2 separate regions of the Homo sapiens genome follow, and region 2 is linked to region 1. Evidence: chromatin loops called from intact Hi-C (ENCODE). Cell type or tissue: lower leg skin. All regions are shown on one strand. Each heading gives the region's core, and the rest is flanking DNA. Links, peaks and the distances in the headings are about the cores only.

The links. Hi-C counts contacts between places; a loop is a spot of excess contacts. Peaks named below come from ENCODE experiments on the same cell type or tissue, not always from the same donor. Only the 100,000 strongest peaks of a DNase experiment are listed, where the experiment ranks them.
Region 2: it touches region 1 in a loop (4-fold over the local background); 29 of 110 quality-filtered maps call a loop at or near these places.

What each region holds. Positions count from the first base shown.
Region 1 is chr5:425,335-436,298 of GRCh38, reverse strand. AHRR (aryl hydrocarbon receptor repressor) reads right to left here. Exons shown (of 11, transcript NM_001377236.1): 8 at 8,293-8,492; 9 at 3,775-3,836; 10 at 3,352-3,493; 11 at 1-2,446. The coding sequence ends at 1,465. It overlaps PDCD6-AHRR (PDCD6-AHRR readthrough (NMD candidate)), which reads right to left. Exons shown (of 13, transcript NR_165163.2): 10 at 8,293-8,492; 11 at 3,775-3,836; 12 at 3,352-3,493; 13 at 1-2,446. Among named protein-coding and RNA genes, the nearest start is that of EXOC3-AS1, 12 kb to the left of the region's middle. RefSeq lists enhancers at 4,902-5,021, 5,162-5,441. In lower leg skin, for the core only: no CTCF peak of the experiment used is centred there; DNase peaks (open chromatin) are centred at 5,148, 5,958, 6,638, 6,738 and 2 weaker places.
Region 2 is chr5:900,484-905,483 of GRCh38, reverse strand. It overlaps TRIP13 (thyroid hormone receptor interactor 13), which reads right to left. Exons shown (of 13, transcript NM_004237.4): 4 at 4,935-4,990; 5 at 4,053-4,143; 6 at 1,264-1,336. Among named protein-coding and RNA genes, the nearest start is that of TRIP13, 10 kb to the right of the region's middle. RefSeq lists a silencer at 2,096-2,390. In lower leg skin, for the core only: a CTCF peak has its summit at 2,238 (motif pointing right); a DNase peak (open chromatin) is centred at 2,223.

The sequences.
Region 1 (10,964 bases), core at 2,797-7,796:
CAGTGCGGCGGGGTGGTGGGTCCCTAGGGGTGGTGGGTCCCTCACCCGCGGGCCAACAACAGAGAGGGCGTCCACACGGGAGGCACAATGCACAGTGCAGCGGGGTGGTGGGTCCCTCACCCATGGGCTCCCACAGCTCCTGCCACTCCCAGTGGAGCTGACGTCAGGGCGCCGATGCCCTCTCCCTGAGGATGGGGCCTTCCCACCCCCGCACAGGTGGGCCCAGCTGCAGCCACACCCCAGGGCCTCACTGCCTGGCTTCCTCTTGCTTGGGGTGACTTCTACACCCTGATCTGATGCCTGCACCAGCCGGGTGGGGTTCCAGGCCAGACCGTGGAAGAAGCCTGAAATGCACCATCAGCTGTAGGTTCTCGGGTTGGTGGATTGGTGACCTTCACTTTCTGACTTATGCTTTTGTATCCAAATTTCCTACTCTCAGAAAATATCGCCTTTACAACTGTTTTAATGCTATTAATACTTGTCTGTCTTGTCCCTAATTATTCTCCTAGGATGGCAATGGGAACCCTCATTTGAGTGAACTGTACAGCCAGCCAGAGAGAAACCCCCACAGGCAGCGCAGTTTCCTGTGTCTTCTCTCTACGTTGTGTGTTTCTCTGTACTTCCAAACCCGGAGTCTGTGAACTCTGTATTACGTGATGTACCAAGAGGCAGATTAGGAAGAACCGTCCGCAGAGACCCACTGAGAACTCGGGAGATGTCCAGAAGGAACAGGGGTTATGCTGTCAATTCCAGTCCAGGTCTGGCCTCAGACTCTGTCATGGCGCCATGGAGCACCTGCCGCACGGTGTGGGGCAGTGTGGGACCCACGCTGCCAGCCTCTGCTGCCTGGAACGTTCTAGATTCCTCTATGAGTGGGCTCACGGACCCCTTTCTCCGCGTGTTGTATTTCTAATTTGCCGTGTGCTGGCCTCTACAGTGCACTGTGGCGATGGGCTGACCCTGCCTGCACAGCACAGGCTGGGAGCTGCAGGTGGCCTGGGAGGGCTGAGCTAGGTGTGTCACCCGACCGCTTCATCCCCGACTGCGGACTTGGGAGCATCACCCGACCGCTTCATCCCCGACTGCGGACTTGGGAGCATCACCCGACTGCTTCATCCCCGACTGTGGACTTGGCAGCCATGGGACGGGTGCTCGCTGCCTCTGGGGCATGAAGCTGTCCAGCCATGATCACTTTCCTAAAGATTTTAATTCCTCAAAGAGAAATGCTGTCATGCTTGAATAGACTTAAGGCCAGTTTTCATTTAAGAACTGTTGGGATATTTTACAAAATTCAGGATAGGCTCCTGCGTATGCTGCACACACACACTAGCAGACTGCGCATGCACAGCTCTGCAAAGCGTGTGTCTTAGGACGGGCTCCGGCCTGACCAGGAGCAGGGCAGCCCAGCCACCGACGCATCTGAGCGTAGACACACAGATCTGAGCTTGGATGGTGGTCACTGCGCTATGGCAGGAATGTGCACCCCGAAGCTTGGGGCGGGACCAGCGTGGCCAAGGCACTTTTGGGCAACATCCCGGGCACCATTCCCTGGCTGTGAGTAGCCCACTGGGGTGAGTCCAAGGGCTCCCGCTTGACCACAGGGGCGGCCTCAGCAGCTCTGCAGGTGCAGGACTGTTCACCTCGGCCCCGTGCACAGAGCTGGTGGGGAGGCTCCGACTGGGGAAGGCCGTCTGTGGGCTCCAGGCAGGCACAGTGTGCAGGGTGGAAAGGGGTCAGCTCCCTGCTGCGCCCAGCAGTGGCCCTCCCATGGGGCTGAGCCCCCCGCACGCCGTGCCCCAGGTGCGAGATGTACACCTGTTGCCGAGAGTCTGGCTCTGTTTTCAGGTGCATCCTGGTAGGGAAGGTGGCTGGGTGGCTCCTGTCACTGGCCCCCAGCCACACCTGGCTGGGCACACAGCCGTCTGCAGCACCCTCACACCCAGAGTCCTTCTCCATCTTGATGGACACATCTAGCAGCAGCGTCGGACCACACAGGTCCCCCGGAGGCATCGGTACACCTTGCAGCTTCATGTCCTCCATGGGATAGCCCCTCGTGGCAAAACGCTGAGCTCCAGGCTGAGGGAGCTGGTGCTGCAGGCTCCTCTGGGGAAAGTGGCAGAGGGGAGGGTGCACCTGGTCCTCACCGACATCCCGCATGGGTCTGCTGGTCCGGCTGGAGTAGGCACTGGGGGACGGGCTCGGCGGGTGAGAGATGGGCGAGTTCCTGAAAGTGCCCTGGACACACGGGCAGGGCAGGCAGGAGCCGCGGGGCATGGGGCGCAGGGAGGGCGGGTCATTCTTGCTGGGCTGCAGCCTCGGCCTGGCACCATCCTCACTGTGCTTTCCCGCTGTCCAGGGCAGGGGCTTTGTGGGTCCTGGAGTCTCCCTCCGCCCTGTCACTCCAGAGGCCCTGCTCAGCATCCTGTGCTGCTCCTCCTCCCTGTCCCTGCAGAGAAAAGACGGGGCCCATTTGACAGCAGCTGAAGACACCAGGTCTGGCTGCCCTGGGTGGGGGTCTCTAAGGGAGGCTACGAAATCAGGACGATGCTAAATCTGCCAAGGCTGCTACACCGACCCCTCACTGCGCTGTGCCTTCTAACCCCCCCAGCAGCCCAGGAGGCTGTGCCAGCACCCCACCCCCACTGCGTGCCTGGGGCGAGTGAGGAAGGCCCAGGGTGGGGCGAGGGTGCAGGCTTCAGGGAGATGTCTCTGTGAGGCCTATGCCAGCTGTCCAGTGTCAGCCACACCAGTCACTAGCGTTAGGGGTGGGGAAGGGCGGTGCAAATGGTCCCAGGGAACTGCAAAGCAGAAAACACCATGTCCAGCAGTTTCTGTGGCCAAGCTCTGCTGCTGACCAACAGGACACCACGTGCCTTGGGACTGGCACTGCATGACTGTGAGATGGTGACCTGGAGAGTGGGGAGGGGCCTGTGGGGCACAGCTGGGCTGGTCAGGAAAGGGGAGGAGGCCCACCTGGGTGGCAGGCAGGCCCTGGGGAGGGAGAGGGGGGAGAGAGGGCTCTGAGCAAAGGCAAGATGAGGTTGGAGCCGGGTGACCCAGGGTCCGAGTGACAGGTGAGGGCGGGTCCCAGAGCCCACGGGGCATCCTCGCTCCCAACATCCCTGGACCACTGCTTCCCGGGGTCAGTCCCCAGCGACACACGTGACTTCCAGTCCGGGAAGCTGTGTGGACAGCTCCACAGAGAGTAAGGTTAGCTGTGGCTCGTGTGGTGGCCAAGGCTGCTGTCGTCTTTTTTATTTTTCTTCTTAATCACTCCCCCACCCGCTCTTTGGCCTCCACGGTGACTTAGGGAGCTGCCAGGGCTGGGGGAGGCTGCCTGGCACCACTTACCCTGAGCCCCCCTTGGGGTCAAGGACAAGGTCAGGGCCACCCCGGAGGCACAGGCATGGGGCCCTGGCGGGAACCTGTGCCCATCGGCCAGCGTCAGTCTGTTCCCTGAGCACCAAAACGCCGCTCTCTCTGCTGCTCCTTCCTGTTGGGGTTTAGAGGGGGGGGAAGCCGTCACGGTGCGAGCTGAGGAGCTCCTGGAAGACGGTTGCTTGTTCTCAGCAAGGCAGGACCCATCGGCTCCTCAGAAATGCACAGACCAGAGCCCAGGAACGGCACTTGTCCACAGCAGGACAGACACCAAGTCTCTGCAAAATGGCTTTTCCATGGAATACGCCAACATCTCCACTGGGCGGGGAAGCTCTCCAAGGGCAGAAACACATTTTACCCATGTGGAAAAGATCAGATAAGAAATGTTCTAAGTACCTGCTGAGTAATTGGGTTTTCCATGCAGTTCCGATTCGCACAGACTGGTGGTGGCTTTTACTCTGTGAAGAACACAGATGAACATGTGACATGTGACGGATGAACAAGATGACATGTGGATGAAACATGTTTTGATGGTAGAAATTAATAATGACAGGTATTGCTGTCACACCTGAGCAGTGAAGACAGAAACAATAGTTCACTCTTGTTTAATTCTTTATAGTGTGGAAAGTTATTTTCTCAGTTACAGGTTTACTGAAAATATTGTCACGTCACTTTTCAGGCCAATGAAGGGCTAATGAATTTGCTTCAGAAAGTAGAAGGATAAAATCATAGGATGATTTTTAGAGCTTATATTTTTTTCCTGGAAGGCCAGAAAGAAAATACGGTCCATTCTCATGACTCCAGGTAGTTATGTTCCAGGAAGTGAACACTGAGGTGAGTTGGAGACCAACTCACACGGGACATGTGTGTGTACCCACACACGCATCACACTGATCTGAATCTTAAATCCCAACAACTCACCCTGGTAGATTCTATTTTCTTTTGCTTTTCAAAAGAGAAACAGTAAGTAGCGCTGCCCCACCAGCAGGTCCCAGAGTTGAGTTCAAACCCATCTGACTGGCCCCACAGCCACAGCTCCGGTGCTGCCCTCCTCTCTGTCCTCTGGGCACCTCCAGGAGGCCCATGACTAACACAAGACTCACAATGCCCCATCTATGTCCATGAATGGCTGCAAAGCACAGGGTGTGTTGACATGGGGGTCCCAGTGAATTATGGCGAGCAGAGGAATTCACAGAATGGGCTTCAGGAAGAGGCAGATCAAGATCATGTCACAAAACCCCTGTGGGAAAAGCTGTGGAAGACTGGGGGGCTGTTGGGGGCTGCTAGGGGCCGCTGCTGGGGGCCATGGGGGCTGCTGTTGGGGGCCGCTGGAGGCTGCTGCCACTGCCTCAGGGCTCTGATTCTGCAGAATGCACCTTGCATCTTGCACCACTGTGGTGCCCTGGACCACAGTCCTGCGGCTCAGGACTGGTGGACCACAAGGTGTATCCTGAAAGCCGGCTTCTGAATCCAGCTCAGAGCAGGGTGGGGAGAATTCCAAAAGCCTTCGGCTCATGGGAGTCAGTATTCTTGGTTTGGCAAGTTTTCTTCCCCCTTCTGAGTTTGAATAACATGTTTGTTGAGCTGAAGTTGTGTGCCAGCTTTATGTGCCTTGGGCTCCACCCCACCCTCACAGCCCCACAGGGGGTCTCGTCCAGGCCGCAGGAGGAGCGCTGTGACCTTCGGCCCCACACCTGAGCTTGTGATCCCACACCTACGCTCCACCCCAGGGCCGGGACAGGGCTGTGCGCACACAGGGCCAGGCCTGCCCTGCCCTGCTCTGACACCAGGGGGCTGCGTCCCCTCTGCTTCTAGGGTTGGGAACTCCCAGGGAAGACCGGGCTTGCCATGTGCAGTGGAAACTCCACGGTGACGGTAAGCGGAGGACAGTGTTCCAGGGTTTGCGTGGTCCCTGTAGGTGCCGGAAGACCTGGGCCCGAGCCCTGCAGAGACCCCAGGTCCTTTTCTGTGCACCTATGTAGCATTTACTTCTTTTCCCTTTAGAATTCTATGTTCCTCCCTTGCACTCTACATTTCCATCCTTTAAAATAAGGTACATACATTTAATTTAAAACCTTCCAGAGATGTGTGGGCCTCAGCAGGCTGACCCGTGTCCTGGCCGTCCCTGGAGCTGCCCTCTGTCCACCCTCAGACAGCAGCAGTGAGGTGGGGCTAGCAGGGCCCAGGCAGAAGCTGCTCATAAGCAGAAATGAGTAACGAACGTGGAAACCAACACAGCATGAAAACCTTCAAATAACCGCTGCTGCTGTCAGACTGTAGAGCTGTCTAAACGGTTATCTGAAAGAGGTCAAAGGTGAGGATGGAACTCACGCCCACAACAGAGACCACCGTGAGTGCCGGCAAGGTGGCCTTGGGGCCTGCAGACAGAAGCCCTTCACAGTCAACCCTGGACACTGAGCAGGGCGTCCCAGAGCCTCCAAGGTCCTCCTTTGCAGGTCCCCTGGGGCGAAAGGGCCCTCGGCCGTATCCTCTGCATCGGGAAGCCAGCAGGCGTGTGACGGGGTCCTCCCAGAGGGGGCTCAGTGGCGGGTCCTGGTGCTCCCACGGAGGGCACGGGTGTGAATACAGAAGATGTGCTGCCCGTCAAAGGCGCCAAAGAACAGGAGGGACGGCAGCGTGCCGGGTGCTGCTGAGTCCCAGATCTCAAACTAGTTCGGGAGCCTGGACTCTGACAAGGTCAGTCAAGACCGCATCTAAAAAATGAAATTGAATACTAATGGAAGTTAAGGAATGCAGCTAGAATTCAAAGTCGGACCACAAGGCAACACACGTGACTGCAACTTAAGATCACCCCAACGCGCCTGCCACAGCAGGTACAGCAGTAAAGGCAGCGCCCAGAACAGGGCGGGGACGTCTGCTCCGGTCTGCACAGCTCCATCTGCTGTGAACATCCCCGGGGCTGTCCATGCACAGAGGAGGAGCATCGGAATCAGGACATATCTGGAAACCGTAACCCGGGGCAAGGCAAACAGAGCAGAGAGCGCTCAGCCAACACAGGGCCGTGGCAACCCCAGGCAGTGAGATTCGAGTCACACCACGAAGAATCTGCTCTCAAGGTTCTGTCTGAACCCAGCAATGTTTTCCGTGTGGGGTTTGTGCAGCCTCAGCCAATCACTCCTGGGCGCTATGCCAGAGATTCCCACTGGGCTGGCTGGGGAGCTGAATTCGACGCCTGCTAAGATTCCTTTCCCACTCAGTATTTGCTACCCACAGAGTGGGGAGGCCACGAACAAAGCGGGCTGCCCAGTGGCGGCTGCAGGATCGCGCGGCAAGGCTGAGCTGCACTTGGTTACCAGGGCCTGGGCCTGCAGCGCCGAGGGGCCGAGGACAAGTCGGGTGGGTCTCGGAGTCACAGAGCAGGAGCACCTCACCGACAGCCAAGGACCCGGGGGCTGAGGGCCAGGGGGCAGGGGCAGGGCCGGCCCAGACCACCCCTCTGCCCTGCGCTCAGCCCCGCCCCATCAGGCTGTCCCAGGAGGAAGTGGCAGGAGCGGCAACTCGCCCAGGTGGCCGGGGAAGGGGTCCTGCACGATTCTCTGAGAGGAAGTTGGATCTCCGGCATCCTGGCGGCCCCGGCCCTACCTCACTCCTGCAAGATTCTCTGAGAGGAAGTTGGATCTCTGGCATCCTGGCGGCCCAGCCCTACCTCACTCCTGCACGATTCTCTGAGAGGAAGTTGGATCTCTGGCATCCTGGCAGCCCCGGCCCTACCTCACTGGTGTGTTCCCAGCAGGTGGAACACAGTTTCTATAGGCACAGCATTTGCATCTCTCCCAGCACGCAAGGCAGACTTAACACATTCTAGGAAACTATAGACACGAATCCCCAAGGGCAGGGGTCCCCAGCCCCCAGCCACAGATTGGTACCCGTCCATGGCCTCTAGGAGCCAAGCTGCATGGCAGGAGGTGGGCCCTGCGCAAGCGAGTGAAGCTTCATCTATATTTACAGCCACTCCCCACTGCTCGCGTGACCGCCAGAGCTCCACTGCCTGTCAGCTCAGCTGGGGCATGATTCTCACAGGACTGTGAACCCTGTTGTGAACTGTGCATGTGAGGGAGAGCCCTAGGTTCGAGCTCATGAGAATCTAATGCCTGATGATCTGTCACTGTCTCCCATCACCCCCACCCCCGCCATGGGGCCGCCTAGTTACAGGAAAACAAGCTCAGAGCTACCACTGGTTCTACATTATGCCAAGTTGTATAATTATTTCATTATATATTACAATGTAATAAAACAGAAATGAAATGCATAGTGAGTAAACGTAATGTGCTTGAATCATCCTGAAACCATCCCCCCACTCCCAGTCTGTGGAAAAATTGTCTTCCACCAAACTGGTCCCTAGTACCAACAAGCTCGGGGACCAACAGGGTGTTTTCTACTTCTGAAAGGCTGAGGGAGCTGTGGGTAGGCCTGGGTTGGCCAGGGACGAGGACCAGCTGGAGGGGCAGCTGTGCCGTTCACCCTCCATCTGCCCACCAGGGACGCATCTCTCCGGCATGTCCTGCAGCCGGGAACTACCTCCACTTGTCCATAGACAGACGGTGTGAAGGGCGGGCAGCCAAGAGATGGAGAAAGGCAGGGGCCACAGCCAGCTCCGCATTTTCTTGAGGACACGGGGTCAGGACACTTATTCTGAAACTGGTTCTGTAACAGGATGATTTAGGAATGAATCGATACAGGCAACGTTTGGTGCCAGTTTGCAAATACGAGTTTGAAAAACATTGTTTCATCTAATCGCTGCTGCCTATGTTGTGTAATGACTTTTACGACACGAAACTGACTTATTACTGGCTGGAAATGAAGAAAGAAGACACAGAAAACACTGAGTGTGGAGGTGTTTTGTGGGGGCCGCCAGCAGGCACCATGTGGCTGTGAAGGGCGAGTCTTACTCACTTTGCATCCGCGGTGGCTGCGGTGTCTGCTCTGGGTTTTGCCCTCAGGAGCGCGCTCCTCATTTTCATCTCCGCTGCGGAGGGGAGGAGAACGGGTGCCGCAATGCAGAACAGCGACAGCCGCGGCGGGAGCATGGCTCCTGACGGCGCCTTCTTCTTCTGTCCAAACAGGAATTTTAGTTTTCCTTGAAACTGCATCGTCTGGTGTTTTAAAGACAGAGAGGAAGGCGTGTTCACCAAGTGGCCTGGCAAGGTGGTCACAGGACACAGAACTCAAGGGCGCGACAGCGGCTGGAATTCGTAGGGAGGCAGCTCACCATGAGTGGCTCGGGACAGCAGAGCCGCAGCTGCCAAGCCTGTGACCCCCGGGCCTGCAGAGTGATTCGATGTGCTTGAATCATCCTGAAACCATCCCCCACTCCCAGTTTCTCTGGAGCCGCGGCGACGGCCTTTGACAGGTTCATTCCCGCGTGTGTGCCTGTTCATGTGTGCCACCCCATGCGCAGGTGGCACGAACTGCGCCTGTGGGACCTGCCACCTGCCCACAGCCGGGCCAGCGGCAAACCCCTGGCAAGAATTCGCAGGAGTGGATGATCTCCAAGGATTGTTTCAGCTTTAACACTCCATTTCCAAATTATCAATTCTTCATTTGTAATTATGAAATTTAGGCACGACTTGATTTTATTTATCTAGGGTGTACAGTGAGACTTTAAAAGCCAGCAAGTAAGCTAGGAGTTTGTTATATAAGAAAATAAAATATCTCTCTACAAAGGGAAGGCTGATGTATAATTTAGTTGTTTACCAAGGGCCTTCAGGGGTACTCCTGCCTTGTATGGAAGAATCACCCCACAATGTGGCTCCACCCTCTATCCTTATTTCATCCATCTATCTTTCTATCCATCCATCCATCCACCAATCTATCTTTCCATCCATCCATCCATCCACCCATCCATCCACCCACCCATCCATCCATCATCTTCCCATCCATCCATCCACCCACCCATCCATCTTCACATCCACCCATCCATCCATCCATCCATGTTTCCATCCATCATCTTCCCATCCATCCAGCCATGTTTCCATCCATCCATCTTCCCATACATTCATCTACCCAGCCACCCACCCACCCATCCATCCATCCATCCACCCATCCATCCATCTATCCATGTTTCCACCCATCCATCATATTCCCATCTATCCATCCATCCATCCATCTTCCTATCCATTCATCCATCTGTCCATGCATCCATCATCTTCCCATCCATCCATCCATCCACCCATCTATCTGTCCATCTAGCCATCCATCCACCCATCCATCTATCCATCCATCCGTCCACCCATCCACCCATCCATCTTTCTATCTATCCATCCATCCATCCACCCATCCGTCCATCCATCCATCTTTCCATTTGTCCATCTATGCACCTACCCATCCATCTTCCCATTCATCCATCCATCTGTCCATCTATCCATCCGTCATCTTCCCATTCATCCATTCACTCATCCATCCATCCATCCATCTTCCCATCTATCCAACCATCCATCCATCCATTCACCCATCTTTCCATCTGTCCATCCATCTTCCCATCTATCCAACCATCCATCCATCCATTCATCCATCTTTCCATCTGTCCATCCATCCATCCACCCATCCATCTTCCCATCCATCCATCCATCATCTTCCTATCCAACCATCCATCATCTTCTCATCCATCCATCCACTCATCCATCCACTCATCCATCCATCCATCCATCCATCTTCCCATCTATCCAACCATCCATTCATCCATTCATCCATCTTTCCATCTGTCCATGGATATATTAAACAAATAATAAACACCTGCTGTGTAGCAGTCACATAATTGGTGGGGATTCAAGGCAGCGGTGTGCTGGGAAATGTTTAACATCTAGCTCTCCAGGGGGAAAAATTCCCAGATATGCAGTGTTTGCCAATTTTTTTAGTATAAATATTCCCAACACAGCTGATTTCAAGCTCCCAAGTTAATTTCAGCCGAATCTCAAAAACTACCATTTTCAGTTGGCCCTGTGGGTGGCATGAGGGAGCTTCCATGACACCCGCATTGCCAAGACTGCACCACTCAGGGTGAAAGCCGGGAAGAGCCGTGAGGTCCTGCAGGGTCTTGGTGTATTCTGTGTCAATACAGGAGCCCTTTATGGTGCTGTGGATGAATGGATTTTAATGGGAAAACAGAATCAGACACGTATTTGTGTAAACCTTATTGCAATATTTTAGCATCAATCTAATTTCTCTGGCTTGTTTCCTCCATTCAGTTCTTTGTTTGACAATTCCATTTTAAACTATATTCCAGTGGCTGCACAGTAAAATCCTTCCAATTTTGGGTCACCTAGAAATAAGAGTTTTTAATTAACCAGGAATTGGTTATACAATTTTAAAAAACGAACAACATTCCTTAGCCAATAAAAGTAAGTATCTTAATTTCCTCAAAATTTAGAACAAAATACCAACAGTGAAACACTGTCTCTACTAAAAATACAAAAAAATTAGCCGGGCGTGGTGGCAGGCGCCTGTAGTCCCAGCTACTCAGGAGGCTGAGGCAGGAGAATGGCGTGAACCCAGGAGGCGGAGCTTGCAGTGAGCCGAGATTGCACCAGGCACTCCAGCCTGGGTGACAGAGCGAGACTCCATCAAAA
Region 2 (5,000 bases), core at 1-5,000, 470 kb before region 1:
CTGAAGTGACTGAAGGCTGCAGAACAGAATTCCAGAGGGGAAGGAAATATGAAGAAATACCTCAGAAGGAGTGCCCAGGATCCTCATGGCGCCCCCGATGTCCTGGATGAATACTCAGGTGTGTGTGAGCAGGGGACATTCCCTGCAGCTATGTAAAGGGCGCCCGTGGTCTGTGAGCTGAAGGGCTCCTGGACCTCACACAGGCTGAGAGGAGTGCATACTCCGACCGCCAGAGTGGAGAGTGCCCACGGATCCTTCAGCACACTCAGTGGAGACCCCAGAGGACCACAATTGAGTGTTAAGACCAAACCTAAACCCCTCCCAGTCAAAGCTTAAAAAAACCAAACCTCAAAGGATCACACCAAATCACAAGTAATGGAAATGCCTAACGGAACAAAATCTAACACTCACTAAAGGAACACACAATCCACACACTTCAGATCACAATGTTCAGCAGCTAATCAAACACTACCTAACATGCTAACAAAGCAAAACCATGTGACCCCTAACCAGAAGAAAAACCAGTCAATAGAAACACAATCAGAAATGACAATCATGATGGAATTAGCAGACAGAACATTAAAACAGCTATTATGGGGTTGTTCAAGACGTGAACGAGAACATAATGAAAAAACAGTATAAAAAGAATCAAATAGAACAGAGCAGAAAAATACACTATCAGACATAACAACTTCACTGAATGGAATTAAAAGCAGATTAGACGATGTAGAAAATCAGTCAACTTAAAATACGGCAATAGAAACTTTCGAATAAAACATATTTCTAAAGAACTGAAAAAAAAAATGAAAAAGCACAGGAGTGGCCTGTGGAACAACATCAAACAGTCTAACATGAAAGCAGACAGAGTCCCAGATAAAGGGGAGGGTCAAGGAAATTCAGTGAGGAAACAATGACCAGGTATTTTCCAAATGTGATGAAAACCATAAGCCCCAAACAGACAGAACTCAAGAGGAAAAGACAAATCCGTAATTAGAGACGAACACTGCATCCAGCAAGGGGAGAAAGTATAGTCTTCTGAAGTGCAATTCACCAGCAGAGATCATGTGCTGGCAATCAAGTAAGTCTCAAATCTTAAAAGACTGAAATCATAACTCAAAACTATGCTGAATACAGAGGAATCAAGTGACTTACAGTGGAGAGGAATCTATTATTTGCGTAAAATGATTTAGAAAAAAAAAAAAACAACCTCCCGTTATAAATCCCATTCCCATGGCTCTCCTCTCACAGATTACCGAAAGTTACCTGCTTGAAAGTCTAATTGTCAATTTCTGGGCTAACGCTTTACACAGGGATGTTTTTCCAGTGCCAGGAGGACCTGTGACAAAGATCCAAGCAAATATATTTTTAAGTCAGTGCTACAACAAATTTCTTAAAACAACAGTAACTTCCATTATCCATAAAATATAAGGAATACAGTTAAAAGCTATTAATGTTATTACTACAATGAAGTCTGCTTAGAAACTTAAATGCTATGAAATATTACCAATACACTTACGTCTCCCCCTCTTTCTTATTTGTACTCAACTTCGTATTTCTGGTCTCAGCCTCCATCGCCTCCCCACCCCCAGCACTGCTCCCAGCTTCTCGGCCTACAGTCTCACTTAGCGTCGGGAATGAACATTGCATTTTCTAGCCTACATCTTTGCTGACACCTGTCCTTGTCCCCACTCTTCCTTTATGAAATCCACTCATCAAGGCACCTTTCAGAGATCAAACACACCTTTCTTGATAAATGGAGGTGGAGGGGTCATGTGTTATTCCTGTTGCCCCCAGAACCACCCTCTTTCCTAAGACAATTCTCAGTGGGCTCATACCCCATACTAGAAGAGGCAGAGGCCAGCACTCTTCTTGCACGCCTGCCTGCCAAGCGTCCCCTAGCATGATGTGGGCGGCAAGCCACCCAGGTGCCGAGGCAAGAGACCGAGGGCACGAGCTGTTCCAGTATAATAAAATAAATAAAATAAGAATAATTATACTAGATATAGATCTTAGATATGATTATATATGAATATTAATCATTAATTTGTAGCAATTACTCTTTATTCCAATATTATAATAATCCTTGCTCTACAATCATAACCTAGGAAAAACCAGGCCATACAGAGATAGGAGCTGAGGGGACATAGTGAGAAGTGACTAGAAGACAAGAGTGCGAGCCTTCTGTTATGCCTGGACAGGGCCACCAGAGGGCTCCTTGGTCTAGCAGTAATGCCAGCGTCTGGGAAGAAGCCCGCTGCCAAGCTGACCGTGGTCTAATGGTAGCGTCAGTGTCAAGGAAAAACACCTGCTACTTAGCAGACCGGGAAAGGGAGTCTCCCTTTCCCCCGGGGAGTTTAGAGAAGACTCTACCCCTCCACCTCTTGTGGAGGGCCTGACATTAGTCAGACCCGCCCGCAGTCATCCAGAGGCCTGTCTCCCTGTGATGCTGTGCTTCAGTGGTCATGCTCCTAGTCCGCCTTCATGTTCCATCCTGTACACCTGGCTCTGCCTTTTAGCTAGCAGTAGCAAATTAGTGAAAGTACTAAAAGTCTCTGATATGCAGAAATAATGGTGTAAGCCGTCTCTCTGTTTCTCTTCTCTCTCTCTGCCTCAGCTGCCAGGCAGGGAAGGGTCCCCTGTCCAGTGGACACGTGACCCACGTGACCTTACCTATCAGTGGAGATGGCTCACACTCCTTACCCTGCCCCTTTGTCTTGTATCCAATATATATCAGCGCAGCCTGGCATTCGGGGCCACTACCGGTCTCCGCGTCTTGGTGGTAGTGGTCCCCCAGGCCCAGCTGTCTTTTATCTCTTTGTCTTGTGTCTTTATTTCTACACTCTCTCGTCTTTGCACATGGGGAGAAAACTCACCAACCCTGTGGGGCTGGACCCTACAAAAGATGCCTCACAGAAGCTGCGAGGTGACCAATATGGAAAAAGGAAAGCATCTAACAGAAAATGGAGACATACAACTCTAATTTTCTGCAGGTATTTTCAAGAATTAAAGAGGAAATACGTAACTGGTTCCAAACAGAAACAACTTATTTCACTAATTAAAACACCTGCTGCTTACTCTGACTGTGCTATGAGGGCAGTATGCGGGGCCTGTCTGCTCTTTAAAAGAACATTGTGTTTTAAGGTCACTTTGTCACGCAATCTTAACTGACTTAAAGAAGCCAAGTACCCTTCAAGCTTCTATTTAACACTTGGCTACAGTTTCATACTCTCGAGTCCACTCAATTCCCGTGTCCCCATTCTACCCGGTGATATTGACAACAAAACAAAACAAAACCAAACAACAAACCATCAGTATTTTCTCCTGAGAAGAACCAGACAGAATTTCTTTAAAATATGGCTTTTTCAGTTTACTCCTCACAAAGTAAAGCTCTGAGTACTACAAGCCTAATTTATAAGTTAAGCTTTATCATAGGAATGTCTGTAGGAAAAAATAGTCTACATAAGGTTTAGTATTATCCACGTTTGGGGCATCTGAGGATGTCTTGGAATGTGGCCCCCCACAGGAAGACTTGATTAAGTGCCGAGTAATCAATGCCCCAGGGGCCGCGCGCGGTGGCTCAAGCCTGTAATCCCAGCACTTTGGGAGGCTGAGGCGGGCGGATCACCTGAGGTCAGGAGTTTGAGACCAGCCTGGTCAACGTGGTGAAACCCCGTCTCTACTAAAAATACAAAACTTAGCTGGGTGTGGTGGCGCATGCCTGTAATCCCAGCTACTCGGGAGGCTGAGGTAGGAGAGTTGCTGGAACCTGGGAGGAACCCAGGAAGTGGAGGTTGCAGTGAGCCGAGATCGGGCCACTGCACTCCAGCCTGGTCGACAGCGAGACTCTGTCTCAAAAACAAAAACAAACAAACAAACAAAAAATGTCCCAAGTGTCATGAGCTGGATCTGCTTCACAGAGAGGGGACATTCTAGGACAGCTGTGGCTCCTTCAGAAAACAAAGAGCCGTAACTCCTTGCAGAAGGACGAAGGTACAAGTAAAGGCTAAATTTCATGCCACTTATCTGGTCAAATAAAAGCCTGCATAATTTACCGTGGAGCAGCACCACCCGGTTCCAGGTGATGAGGTTGCTGTTGACGTTCTTGTCTGAAAACAGTAAAGTTGTCATCACATAATCGAGGAGCTGATAGAGAAAAAGAAAAGAGCTTGACAAAGATACCAACAAGGCAAAGGTCCCCAAGAAATGTGCCCTCCCCCAGGGCTTAATCCTACATGAGAAGAGGGAGCACAGGGAGCGAGGCCGCCTCCTAAGAGATCATCACCTCCAAACGCTTTCATTTCAGAAGAGAAGGTGCTTCCAAAAGGGAAAAGGAAAAACACTGGCTATTACTATTATAAATATAAGAAGAGCAACAAAATGATCACTTTTATTTAAAGTGCCAACATTAAACAAAACCACTAAGGGGTTTGTTTATCAAGTAATGAGTAAGCTCCTTCCCTAGAATGATACAGCAGTTATTATTCGCAAAATAACAACAGCCACAATGCAGAGGAGCAGTCTGAGTGATAGTCTCAGACTATCAATGCAGAGGACAGCTGAGTGATAGTCTTCTAGCCAGCTGCTGGCATGGGAAAGACCCTTCCCGTTGAAGAGGGTGCAGGGGTTAAGACACACCGGCCTTTCCTTTGTGCGGACCAGGCTTGCTCACCTTCCCTCCTCCCATCTCCAGAGGGTTTAATTCTCTAAGTTGCCTTCACGTTCTCCCTTTCCCTCTTCTCCCTCAGGGAGCTCCTCAGAGACCAGCTCTACTCTGGAGCAATACTAGAGGATAGATGTCCAGGACAAGGGCTGCCAGCAGACAGGGGCTCCCAAAAACCCATCTGCATCAAGTTGCTCAGGGGTGTTGGAGAGCAAAACAGTAATGGTTCCTCTTCAAATAACAGGGCATTCTGGGAAAAGGCACAGCAACTTACATGGGATTTGACTTCCACATCGTATACCAAGCTGTCCCAAAGCCCATGGAATTCAGCTGTGACAGA